3 separate regions of the Homo sapiens genome follow, and regions 1 and 3 are each linked to region 2. Evidence: chromatin contacts called from ENCODE Hi-C or POLR2A ChIA-PET data. All regions are on one chromosome and are shown on one strand. The core of a region is the stretch at or near the end of the contact, and the rest is flanking DNA. Distances in the headings are between cores, read along the strand shown.

Region 1 (4,363 bases), core at 103-2,602, 320 kb after region 2:
AATAAATTATTGTTGACTGTAGTTACCCTGTTGTCAAACACTAGGTCTTATTCATCCTAACTATATTTTTGCACCCATTAACTGTCCCTGTTTCCCTCCCCCCACCTGCTGCCCCCTCGACCACCCTTCCCAGCCTCTGGTAAACATCATTCTACTGTCCGTCTTTATGAGTTCAAGTGTTTTAATTTTTAGCTCCTACAAATGAATGAGAACATATAGCAGGATTTTTGTTTAAAATCAAGAAATTCTGGAGGCTTTATTAACAAGCCTGGATTTCATTCTGCGTGCAGTGGGGATCCATCTACTGAAGTCAAAAGAGCTGTGAGTGAATGCTTACTCAGTCTTTAGTACAGCTGGTATCTTCATTTTGGTTGTCTGATTTTGGGGCAAGTAATTCCTTCCTCTCCAGGCTGATTTTATTTTGTGCTTTCTAAGTTCCCTTGTGTGCTCTTTTTCATCCAGCCAGCTTGCTCAGTTTTCTTCTCTTACCTCTGCATGTGGACCAAGCAATTTCTTTGCTTTACATGTGGCTGTGTGTGTGTGTGTGTGTGTGTGTGTGTGTGTTCGTGTGTGCACGCGCGTGCGCAGCCAGCAGGGGGCGCAGCTGCAGTGCATCTCAGGGAGCTGCGGCTGCTGGGCCCCAGGAGGAGCTCCATGACCAAGAGATGGGCAGAAAAGTCACCCCTTCCCCTCATTTTTCTTTTCTTTTTCTGCAGTTGAAGAAGGAGGAACTCCTGTCTTCTGAGACTCTGTATAAACTCCAGGTAGTGTGCACAGCCCAGGGCTGGGCACAGGACTGGAGGTCTGAGTCCTGGGTTCTCATTCCACTGAACTGGGTGATTTTCATTCTCTTGGCCTCAGTTTTCTTATCTGTGAAATGGGTATGTGGTTGTATGGAAGGCTTCTTGGATCCCTTCCAGATCTAAAACTCACAGGTTGGAGCAGGCTAACATTCTGGATGAATTTGATATAAGTGAGGAATAATTATTGTGAAGAAAAGTTTTTAGGATGTCAGGCCTTGCACATTTCAGAGCTACCTCAAAGAGATAATTCTGATACAACATCCCCAGTGTCATCATGGCCAGGTCCCTCTCTCTGTGGCTCCGGAGCTCTGCTAATGTTCTCTTGATCACAGCAAGCACCTTGGTGGCAAAGAGCCTGGTCCTGAGATCTGAGGGCCTGGGTCTGAATTGTGGAACTGCAAGTGACTGAAACTTTCTAGACCTTGGTCCTGGAGGCCCCCTGATGTGCCAGACACTTATTCTTTAGTTGTTGGTTCGTTTAGGGCTCCTGGGCAGGGGTCAGGCAGTGATGGGCACTGGGGAGTTTAGGGCAGAGGCATTTGCTAACTGATATGGAAACATTTAAACATTTTTACACCTGTTTTGGATGTGCTGGTGAGTACTCTGAACACCAGCACTGAAGTTGGGCATAAGAACACCTACCTCAAAGGTTTAAATGAGGTTATGTGTGGAAAGCTCTTAGCCAGGCGCACACTGAGTGCCAGTCAAGTCAGCTGGTATGCAGTATGCCTTGCCTGTAGGTGACCTTTCCAAGTCTTCCCTCTTGGGACGTGCGGCTGACCACCAGCATGTAATTCAGAAATAAGATCTTCAAAAGGCCTCCCATGGGACCCTGATGCCCTCCTGGTCCCAGGAGCAAATACTTACAAAGTCATCGGACCACTGCTCCTCTTCGTCAGCAGGGCTCTCTGCAACAGCAGGGGAGAAGCAGAAGGCACAAGTGTGAGCCTCAGCTGGCCAGCCCCAGCCCATCCACACACATTTCGCACCTGCCTTCCCTTCCCTTTGGGCTTTCTGGTGCCATATACTTGACCTTGGGTTAGTTACTACAATCATATGTTCACTTGCTTTTGACTTTTTAAAAAATATTAATTCTCAAAGCATAGAGAGAAGTCCCACTGGGCAGAGCAATGTGCGTCTGATCCATGTGTGGGCTTTGTTAAGGGACATTTCTGGGTCCCCCAGTAGAGACCTACAATTCATACTATGTGGCTTCTAAGGACTTCAGAGGATGGCGTAGTAGGAACAGCACAGGACAGGGAATCAGACAGACCTAAGTTCTTATCCAGGCTCTGTTCCGAATGCGTTGGAGTGTGGGCAAGACCTCTAACATCTCTGAGCCTCGGTTTCCAGATCTATACAATGAGGGGATCATTTCTGTGATCATCTCTGGCTCTAACTTTGACTTTTCTTGTTAAAAAAAAATTATCCAATGTCTTAGTATGTGCCAGGCAATATTATCAGAGCTTTGCCGTCTTTTAGCCCTCTCAAAGACGCTGTGAGGGGCTGGGCGTTGGGGCTTATGCCTGTAATCCCAGCACTGTAGTCCCAGCACTTTGAGAGGCCAAGGCAGGAGGGTTGCTTGAGCCCAGGAGTTCAAGACCAGTCTGGACAACATGGCAAGGCCCCATCTCTACAAAAAATAAAATAATTAGCTGGGTGTGGTGGTCCATATCTGTAGTTCCAGCTACTTAGCAGGCTGAGATGGGAGGATTGCTTGAGCCCAGGGGGTCGAGGCTGCAGTGAGCTGTGATTGTGCCATTGCACTCTAGCTGGGATGACAGAGTAAGACCCTGTCTCAAAAAAAAAAAAAAAAAAAAAAATCACCTAAACCTTGTGAGGAAACTGAGGCCTAGAGCAGATAAGTCACATGCCCAAGGTCAGATAGTGTAATAAATGGCAGAGCCAGGAGTTGAACCCTACAGGTTGCCTTCCACGGGCATGCGCTGAGCCCCCACATGGTGCTGCCTCGCTCCAGGGGCAGGAGGTGCCGTCCTGGGCTCTGCATGGGCATAGAAAAATGGATATGACAGGTTGTGGCCCTTAAGTAGTTTATGAGCTTGTAGAATAAAATAAGTCTGAATTATGACAGCCCAGGCGAATATTTGACCCCTTTCCCTCCAAAACACATTTAGAGTATGAGAAACTTAGCATCTAGCCTATCACATAAACTGACCTTAGAGGTTAAATGGGATTCACTCTGCTGTGTAGGAATCAAGCAGACACAGGCCCATGTGGCAGAGTGGCTCCATGACAGCACCACAGAGGGTCCCAGCTCCCTCCTGCCCCGCTGAGCAGCCACTGCCACAGAGGATCCAGTGGATGTTCCTAAATTTCCCAGAACCTCAACAGAACCTTTTCTAGTTTTATTTTTATGTTTTTGCTATTCCCCGCTGAGTAGCCACTGCCACAGAGGACCCAGTGGATGTTCCTAAATTTCCCAGAACCTCAACAGAACATTTTCTAGTTTTATTTTTATGTTTTTGCTATTTCTACCCCTGCCACAGCAGACCACCGGACTCCAGAGAGTCAAACATTTGGGGTCTCCAGAGGCACCAGCAAGGAATTGCAGAGGTGAAATGGGGTCAGGAAGGATACTGTGGGATCGGAGTGGCCACATTTTAAGCAATGGCGGCAGCAGCACCCTCTTTTGGGAAAAACATGATAGGTGCTAAGAAAGAGCCTCACTCTACAAGCCAAACATGGGTCACACTTTGACGTGAACAGAAAAGAATTCTTACATTATTCTTTGGGTTGACTAATGCTGAATTAGAGTGTACTGCAATCACTGGGGTTGGCCAAGAAACTCTAGAAGATTGGGTGAATAAATCCTCTTCCCAATATGATTACCTGGCACAATGGGGGAGTATGTTTCTTTTTCTTTTCTAGTCTTTTTTTTTTTTTTTGAGACAGAGTCTCACTGTGTTGCCCAGGTGGGAGTGCAGTGGCACAATCATGGCTTACTGCAGCCTCAACCTCCTTGGTGCAAGCGATCCTGCTACCTCAGCCTCCTGAGTAACTGGCACGTGCCACCATGCCCAGCTAACTTTTGTATTTTTTGTAGAGATGGGGTTTTGCCATGTTGCCCAGGCTGGTCTTGAACTCCTGGGTTCAAATGACTCACCTGCCTCTGCCTTCAAAAGTGCTGGGATTACAGGCATAAGCCACTGCATCTGGTCAATGTGTTTCTAATACCTTAAGTCTGGGGATCACTGAAGATCAACACTTAAGATGGCAAGAGTTTTTGTAACAACCATTTAAATAGAAACCCTTATAAAATGCCTTTATGAAACCCACTTCCCTGCCTGGATAACTGCATTTGCTCCACCCTTTCTCAGTGAGTGGGGGCCTATTTTATGATCAGTCACTGGTGAAAGTAGTGCATTAGCCATCTAACTAGTGTCCCTGTCTCCATTATCTTTCTTCTCCAATCCATCCATCCTACCGTTTGTAGTTATTTTATTAAAATAAAGTTTGGATTATGCTGTTCCTTTCCTTAAGAGTCATCAGTGACTCCCTATGGAATCAAGTAGAGGTTCTGTGGCAACACATTCCAATGC
Region 2 (4,217 bases), core at 44-2,543:
GTTTACAGTTTCCAGAAGAAGGCAGATAGTGAGACGATCAGCAGATGGAGAAGGTGTGGGAATGAGGCTGCGAGAAGGGATAAATTATCTGGGTTGTTACCAAGTATGACAGAGACTATAGACAGGGTGGGATTTACGGTCTCAAATGAAACTGTGCCAAGCTGTCAGAGACACTGGGACTCTATTTTGCTTACTAAGGTTAAACACTAGTATTACTTTTGGTCACCATACTATTAAAAAATAAAGACAATCCTACGAAACTTAGGCAATTAATATCAGAATAAAGAGGTCAATAATGTTTATTCTCTATTAACATGTACATTTAGAAAATAAAAGCAAAGCTTAAAAATGCATGGAAGTCTTACACAAGACGACTGTTGGGGCATAATGCCTGACACAGAACGCAGTTAAACACTGTGGAAAGCCTGAATGAGTGAAAGCATACAAACCACCACCGTGCGGCTCTCTACACTAGCAAGTTTCCGAAGTTCGCCCCAGCCGGTTTCCCTGAACAAGTTCCCAACCGCATCACGTTTAGTTTATCTCGTTATTTTAACTCGGAGCGAGGCAATGGGAAAAAGAAAAACAATGAGAGCCGTACTCTGTTTATTAAGCGATGAATGACGACACATGGGTGAGCGTGTCTGGCATGCCCTATTTAAGACTTTAAACATAGTACATTAGTACGCTAACAGCAAGCTCTGGAAATAAAAGGAACCGCTTGCATATTTAGGGGGCTCTTTTGTAAGCCACAAAGGAAATCACCTGAAGTCAAAGCTCCCCTCTTTTCCTAGCAAGGCAGGGACGACGGCAAAGAGAAAGTAGGTCCCGGGGCGCTGCAACCCGTGCAACTTGCCGGCTGGCGTCCCCCGGCCTCGCGCCTCCACGCCCTGCGCGGGCGACCGCTCTTGCCACAACGGCGCCCCGCAGCGTCCTCCCCGGGGACGCCCGCTCAGCCGGGAGCTCGCGGCCGGTACTCACCCGCTGGGTATACTCTTCTTCTTCACCAGGACGAGAGGGATGAGAGACCCACGCCCCAGGCAACCCCGCTCTCAGGCCTCCTCCAGAACAGACCCCAGGGTACGCTACAACTCACACGCTCACGGGCAGAGGCGAGGGGCGGGGGTGATAGACCCCGGCGGCGAACAGACTTGGCGCACCGAAGATTCCCAAAGGCGCGTGCTCCGCTCCCTCTGGGTCCTGGCAGGCCAGGGGCGGCAGCGCGCATGCTCCTGGGTCGCCGCTACTTGCAGCCCGCGGGCGCCGTAGGGCTGGCGCAGGGTGCGGTGGGGCGGTTGGTGATCATCCTAGCCTGCGGTAGATGGTGCGCCCTGCCTTCCCTGCCCAGACGTAAGAAAAGTGCACTGTCCGTCCAGGTGAATGTCGGGCTGCTGGTGAAGGTTTCTCTGATTCTTCCCTGTCAGACATTCCCGCACTTTTGTGGAGCTCTGCTGCATGGGCAGAACTAGCTGGGCTGGGATAACCGGAGCCGGGGCCGCGCAGGCCGCTGGGACTTGTAGTTCGGGGGCCTGGCCGACCGGTTTGTTAGCCAATTTGGGAATGAGTAGAATTGAAAATCACTCGAGAGCAGTGTTTGATTTGCAAGAAATACGGGTCGGCATATTATTAATTCAGTGCCTACTGTGTGTGCTGAACACCTTGCCTTAGTCCTGATCTTCACATTAGGATAAGCAGGAAGATGAACTTGGAAGGTAGAATGTAATGAACAAAAATTCGCATTATGAACTACAAATGCTGTTGGAGATCAAGAGACAGAGTTAGAAAAAACTTCCTGAAAGACGTGGAGTTTGAATCAGCCTTAGAAACACGGAATGCTATCCATTTGCGGGGAAGTTGTAAAAATTAAAGGTTGGAGATGCCAGGGAGAATAAACAAGAACTCCATCCAGCTATAGTTGAGGGGTTATGTTGGAGAGTGGTCAATGTTGGAGAGTGGTCACTGCGGCTTAGATGGGGAAGTGATGTGAGAGTTTTTTGGCTTCACTTTCAGAAAGGGCCTCCTGGTTGACTTTCTCTCTAATTGAGGCTATAAGTATAGACACAGAGATACATCTTCAGGTTTGAATAAAAAACATTACAGTACTTGTTTAGAGCTTCTGGGCCTCCTGGCCAGTGGTTGCTCTAAGAATTAATACATTTTTATAAATCTTGTAATTCACCTTTGAGTAGCAAAACTACGTTGCATGGTGTGTGTTAGATGTAAATTTTCAAAATATAATATGATAGTTTTTGTAACCTGTTTCCACATTAGTTTTCATGTACCAGAAGTCCCAAGATAGAGAAGTGGGCCCAAATCTTTCTTGATCTACAGGAGCAGGACATGATGACTTGGGAACTGGTCCTCAGAGCAGTGGGTGATTTAGTTTTGTTGCCTTTCGAAGACTTAAATAAATTCACAGATCAGAAAATCTTTTGTCACGCCGTTTGTTCCTAAGTTTTGATTTTGGAAAACAAGATAACAGTTAAGTTAATTTTTAAACTTGCCAGTTAATGCAATACATGGAAGTCATAATGTTTTTTGTAGAACACTGTGAAATACTGCTATATTCCTCTTAACTAAGTAAAGAATTGTTAAGTTAAATTCCACTTCTTCCATATCCTAATAACAATAAAGGGTAGCTGGTGCTATATATTTAATAGATTATTTTTACAAAATGCTATTGTTGCCTTAATTACATCATAACTGTGAATGAGACCTTAATTCTGGACATAGCATCCTAATTCAAATTAAGTCTGGAAGGCATCATTTAGGAAACATTGCTATAAGAGAGTTCAGAAAGGTGTCATCATACTATGTGACAATAGATGAACTGAGATAAAGATAAAATTGGATTTTGGTCTGAATTCAGATCTGCTAAGGAAGGAAAGTGCATTAATACATTTAGAAATATTTCTAACAAGAGCCAGGGGAAGATTAAAGGGAACCAATTTTCTGATTGGATCACAATTAAAGATATGTTACTATATACTAAGATATGCATTGTGTAACCATTTCCACATGCTAGAGGTTTTTCTGTGGTTTTATTTTGCTAGCACTCCTGAAACCAAATGGCCTGTGACAGAAGTAACCAAGGTGACTGAAAATTGTGCCAAAAAGAAGTCTGTGCTGATTCAGGGATCCACATAGTCTTGTGCCCGCAGAATTGATTTAGAAATTTGTTTAGGCAAAGCGCAGTGGCTCATGCCTATAATTCCAATGCTTTGAGAGGCTGAGGCAGGAGGATTGCTTGAGGCCAAGAGTTTGAGACCAGCCTGAGCAACACAGCGAGACCCTGTCTGTACCTAATAATAACAATAATAATAATTAGCCGAGCCTTAGAGACACATGCCTGTAGTCCTAGCTACTCAAGAGGTGGAAGCAGGTGGATCACTTGAGCCCAGGAGTTCAAGGCTGTAATGAGCTGTCATCATGCCACTGCACTTCAGCCTGGGTGAAAGAGTGAGACCCTGTCTCTAAAAAACAAACAGATAAACAAAAACTTGTGTGGCATTCTAGTTTCTACAAATGTCTGGGGAATTGCATGAACTTGCATTTAACCGTCATGTTGAATGATACTCTTGTATTAGGCCATTCTTGCGTTGCAATAGAAGAATACTGGGTAATTTATAAAGAAAAGAGTTTTAATTGGCTCACAGTTCTGCAGGCTATATAAGCATGGCTCTAACATCTGCTTCTGGTGAGGGCATCAGGGAGCTTACAATCATGGTGGAAGGGAAGGGGAGCCAGCATGTCACATGGCAAGAGAGGAAATAAAGGAAGGAGGGGGGAGGTCCTAGACAGACTCTTTTAAACAACTAGATCTCATGTGAACTAACTGAGCAAGAACTCATCATGAAGGGGATGGTGCTAAGCCAACCATGAGGTATCCACCCCCACAATCCAATCACTTCCCACCTGGCCACATGTCCATTATTGGGAATCACATTTCAACATGAGATTTGGAGGAGACAAACATCCAAATAGATCTCTAGTATCTATTAGTAGCCTTTTAATCAATTTCCCTGCCTCCATAGAATATCTATATTTAATCATTGCCTCTTGGCCTTTTGGCTAAGATCAAATGTATATTTAATCAGATCCTTTTTTTTCTTACTGCAAAGTTTTATACTTTTGGGGGGAAGGGAATTCATACATATTTTAATTAAAATAATTCCTTAGTATCTTGAAGTTTTTTTCAGTACCCTTTTTGTGAAAGT
Region 3 (3,778 bases), core at 182-2,681, 400 kb after region 2:
TGGCTCACACCTGTAATCCCAGCACTCTGAGAGGCCGAGGTGGGCCGATCACCTGAGGTCAGGAGTTCAAGACCAGCCTGACCAACATGGTGAAACCCCATCTCTACTAAAAATACAAAAATTAGCCAGGCGTGGTGGCGTGCGCCTGTAATCCCAGCTATTCAGGAGGCTGAGGTAGCAGGATCGCTTGAACCCAGGAGGTGGAGGTTGCAGTGAGCTGAGATTGTGTCACTGCACTCTAGCCTGGGCAATAAGAGCGAAACTCCATCTCCAAAAAAAAAAAAAAGGACAAAGGGTGAGCAGAGCTCAGATTGGTTATTGGAGAAGACAATACAGAGGAAGGCTCCTTGGTGGTTAAGAGTAGTCTTTTAAAATCAGACAGATCTGAGTCCAAATCCTAGCTCAATCATTTCTCAGTTGTGAAAATTCAGTAGCTCTGTGACCTTGGGCAAATTGTTTAGCCAAATGAGAAAGGTAGGACCACCTGACAGTGGTATTGTGAGGATCCTGTCAGCTAAGGCTGGTAGGTGCTTGCCTTGGCCGTGTAGTAGCTGCTCAGGAAATGAGATCTATAGAGTGTATTGGTGAAAGACAAATTTAATTTTGCACATAAAGTTATGAAAATGTCTCCTTATGGCAGTGGTTATCATCTAAAAGTCATACCATCCCACTGAAGAAGACCTATTTTAGGGTTTATAACAGACTACTCTCTGGACAACCTTAATCCACTTAAAAAACTAATATATGCATACAGCATTTGGAATCCAAAGAACTGAATTCAAGATATGGCTTGGCCCCTTATTCTGTGATCTTGAATAACTGAGCCTTGGTTCTCTTGCTTATAAAATGTACCTATGTAAGTGAACAGGTGGTAATACCCACCATGAAATACTATGGAGCAGTTAGAAGCAACAGAGCAATTAGAATACGGATCTGGAAAACATAGTTCCAAGTGAAATAAAAAGGTGATTGGCAAAATGAGAAATGTAACAATGCCATTTATGTAAAGTCAAAACAACCACAAGCAGAATATAACACCCATGCAAATAACAGACATCCAGTACAGTGTAATGATTGTCTACAAAAGGAGGAGAATGCAAGTGAGTTGGGAGGTTTAAAGGGGATCAATAAATAAAGACCACAGAAGGGCCTCAGTACATTTAGAAATAAATAACATGCAAACAATGATGCTTCCCTACCTTCCTCACGAGGTTACTCTGAGGAGCTAATGAGATTGTGCGTATGAAAACAAAAGTTAATTGACTGTCTTCATTATGATCTCCATATTGGACAAATGAACTGAACAGAGATAAAAATTCCCCATCACACTTTGGCAGGAAGCTGTTGCCAGGGCAGCACCTGTGAAGCCCTGGCCTGGCTTCAGAGTCTGCTGGTGAGATGACATCAAAACCCTTCGTGTAGGAGGGTGGCAGTCTCCCTCCCTTCTGGAGACACCACCAGATGGGCCAGCCAGAGGCAGCAGCAGCCTCTTCCCATGGATCCACCACGAGCGTCCCACTTGAGCCCTCGGAAGAAGAGACCCCGGCAGACGGGTGCCTTGATGGCCTCCTCTCCTCAAGACATCAAATTTCAAGATTTGGTCGTCTTCATTTTGGAGAAGAAAATGGGAACCACCCGCAGAGCGTTCCTCATGGAGCTGGCCCGCAGGAAAGGGTTCAGGGTTGAAAATGAGCTCAGGTAGGACAGCATCGATCTTGCTTTGTAAATAAGCAGAGGCTTTGTGAACAGCTTCTTGGGAACCCAAGGAACCTGTGTTTTCTTCCACATGTGGAAGAGGTGATCTTCCCACTGGGAGAACAGCAGATTTGAAATCAAAGAACAACTAGTTAAGGAAAACGAGATAAGTGGGGACTGAATACAATTATATTGAAACTAGTTGACACCAAAAGATGAGATAAATTTTTTGTTTTTTGCTTTTCACTCCTATGAGATGTGTTATTTAGGGATGATAAGCAGAACACTAATTGGAAAATTTAATGCTGAACCACTCAATTCTATTCTTGACCAATTTGAACAAAGTATCACTGGGTTCAACAAAAAAGTTTTGGCTACTTTGATGCAGAAAGATGATTTGGTTGCTTGGTTCTTACCTATACATCTGGGCGTGCTAAGGCAGCTAGCATCTGTGGTGGGCGAGGATGACTAGCCAGCTTACCACAGGCACCCAGATGTGGCCTTGACCACATTTTTCCAAAGAGTGGTCCTAGTGGGGTTCTTAGAAAGAGAGATGCTAGGTAAAGATGTATTCACTGTTAAGACAGCTCTGTCCAGGGATGACAGACATCACACTGAGTGAGATGTAATCAGAGCCCAGGCAAGGAGGCGATAGAAGCATTTGGACCACCTAGATTGGTTCACTCACTAATCCACTCACCTTGAACAGCAATTATTCTTGTTGTTTTTCTAACTTCTGTGTAAGCTCTTCACTGATCTCAAATAGATGAAGAGAAAACAAGCAAAATCCAGAAACAAATGGTATTAGAACCTTGACATAAGTGATGGTTCTGGATTAAACTGTTAAGGGGCTTGCAATGAAGGAGTAATGATTTATGCAGTTGACCGCTTTGACTGTGCAAGAAATAAATTGACCACAAATTTTCAGGCAAAACTATAAAAATTTTATGTGAAAGGACATTTTGATTGTATAAATAGTCTTTGATATTTGAAAATAAAACTGACAAGCATGTCATGCAGAAGAAATGTCAGCTTCCAAGTGTTGAGGAGACATATTTCAAAAGTCAATTTTCAGATATGTTAATGTTCGCAACACCCTGATTCATATGACATTGACTTTTCATTCATTTTTTGCTAAAATGCCCCATTCAGAAATTCCTGAATTTCCTATGGCCCTTCTTCCACCTGATTTCTCTTTGCAAGGTCTCCTTTTCTCTCTTGCTGCCTCTCTGTAACCTCCTACAGCCACTCTGAATCTCATTTTCTAACATCCTTTCCAAGAAAATCCTAGATTTCATCTAACTGTTAAGCCTGCCTGATATTACAGACTTACATAGAAGGCTAGAGTTGGAGAAGACAGGAAGATTATATAGGTAAAGAAGCCAAAAAAATAGATTTTTTTTTTTTTTTTTTTGAGACAGAGTCTTGCTCTGTTGCCCGGGTTGGAGTGCAGTGGCACAATCTCGGCTCACTGCAACCTCCGCCTCCCAGGTGCAAGTGATTCTCCTGCCTCAGCCTCCCAAGTAGCTGGGACTACGGACACGCGCCACCACAATCAGCTAATTTTTGTGTTTTTAGTAGAGACGGGGTTTCACTATGTTGACCAGGATGGTCTCTATCTCCTGACTTTGTAATCCGCCTGCCTTGGCCTCCCAAAGTGCTGGGATTACAGGCATGAGCCACCACGTCTGGCCAAAAATAGATTTTTTGGAAAAGAAATTAAAAGCCTTAGCAAATATGGAACTGCTTTTCATGGTAAAGAAATTTGACAAGGGTTAGGCAGGAAGGAAAGAACCAGAAGCACCACTTACTGGAAAGCTCTCCATTGAAACGTCCAAGCTTCCAGCAAGGACCCGCTGATTTATTATAGACACAGCAATGAATACATACAAGGCGGCTGAGGCAGGCACTCAGGGAGATGATGGGAGGTAAGTTTCTTCTGTTGGCAGGACAGCTGAAGAGGCAGCTACATGCCCCAGATGCCTGCTGCCAGGGACCAAGCCCAGCTGCTCAGGCGGCGGAGGAAGCTCACTGGTGCATGGTGAGCAAACTGCCGCTGTGCATGTGATGATGGCAAAGTTCC

The links. Hi-C counts contacts between places; a loop is a spot of excess contacts on that map. ChIA-PET counts read pairs that join two places held with the same protein, here RNA polymerase II (POLR2A). Pooled maps may share reads with other maps.
Region 1: a loop to region 2 is called in a pooled map, with 3 times the contacts of the local background. The contact joins the enhancer-like site here to the promoter of CC2D2B in region 2. A Hi-C loop is called at or near these places in 2 of 37 single-sample maps with no recorded cell type and 4 of 50 pooled maps. POLR2A ChIA-PET finds 5 or more read pairs at or near these places in 2 of 52 experiments (GM10248 and activated CD4-positive, alpha-beta T cell).
Region 3: a map with no recorded cell type shows a loop between it and region 2 (2.3-fold over the local background). The contact joins the promoter of DNTT here to the promoter of CC2D2B in region 2. A Hi-C loop is called at or near these places in 2 of 168 maps with a recorded cell type or tissue (chondrocyte and endothelial cell of umbilical vein), 10 of 37 single-sample maps with no recorded cell type and 12 of 50 pooled maps.

Annotation. Positions count from the first base shown.
Region 1 is chr10:96,229,124-96,233,486 of GRCh38, forward strand. BLNK (B cell linker) reads right to left here. Exons shown (of 17, transcript NM_013314.4): 4 at 1,671-1,711. LOC124902487 (a long non-coding RNA gene) reads right to left here. Exons shown (of 3, transcript XR_007062255.1): 2 at 3,262-4,363; 3 at 2,611-3,158. Among named protein-coding and RNA genes, the nearest start is that of BLNK, 40 kb to the right of the region's middle. RefSeq lists an enhancer at 793-852. Within about 2 kb of position 1,353, at least 3 of the 41 ENCODE cell types and tissues checked have a DNase peak (open chromatin) inside an H3K27ac peak, as active enhancers do.
Region 2 is chr10:95,906,682-95,910,898 of GRCh38, forward strand. It overlaps CC2D2B (coiled-coil and C2 domain containing 2B), which reads left to right and starts at 1,294. Exons shown (of 35, transcript NM_001349008.3): 1 at 1,294-1,376. The region is part of intron 2 of ENTPD1-AS1 (ENTPD1 antisense RNA 1); the gene reads right to left. RefSeq lists enhancers at 1,321-1,510, 1,551-1,610.
Region 3 is chr10:96,303,003-96,306,780 of GRCh38, forward strand. It overlaps DNTT (DNA nucleotidylexotransferase), which reads left to right and starts at 1,432. Exons shown (of 11, transcript NM_004088.4): 1 at 1,432-1,698. The coding sequence starts at 1,496.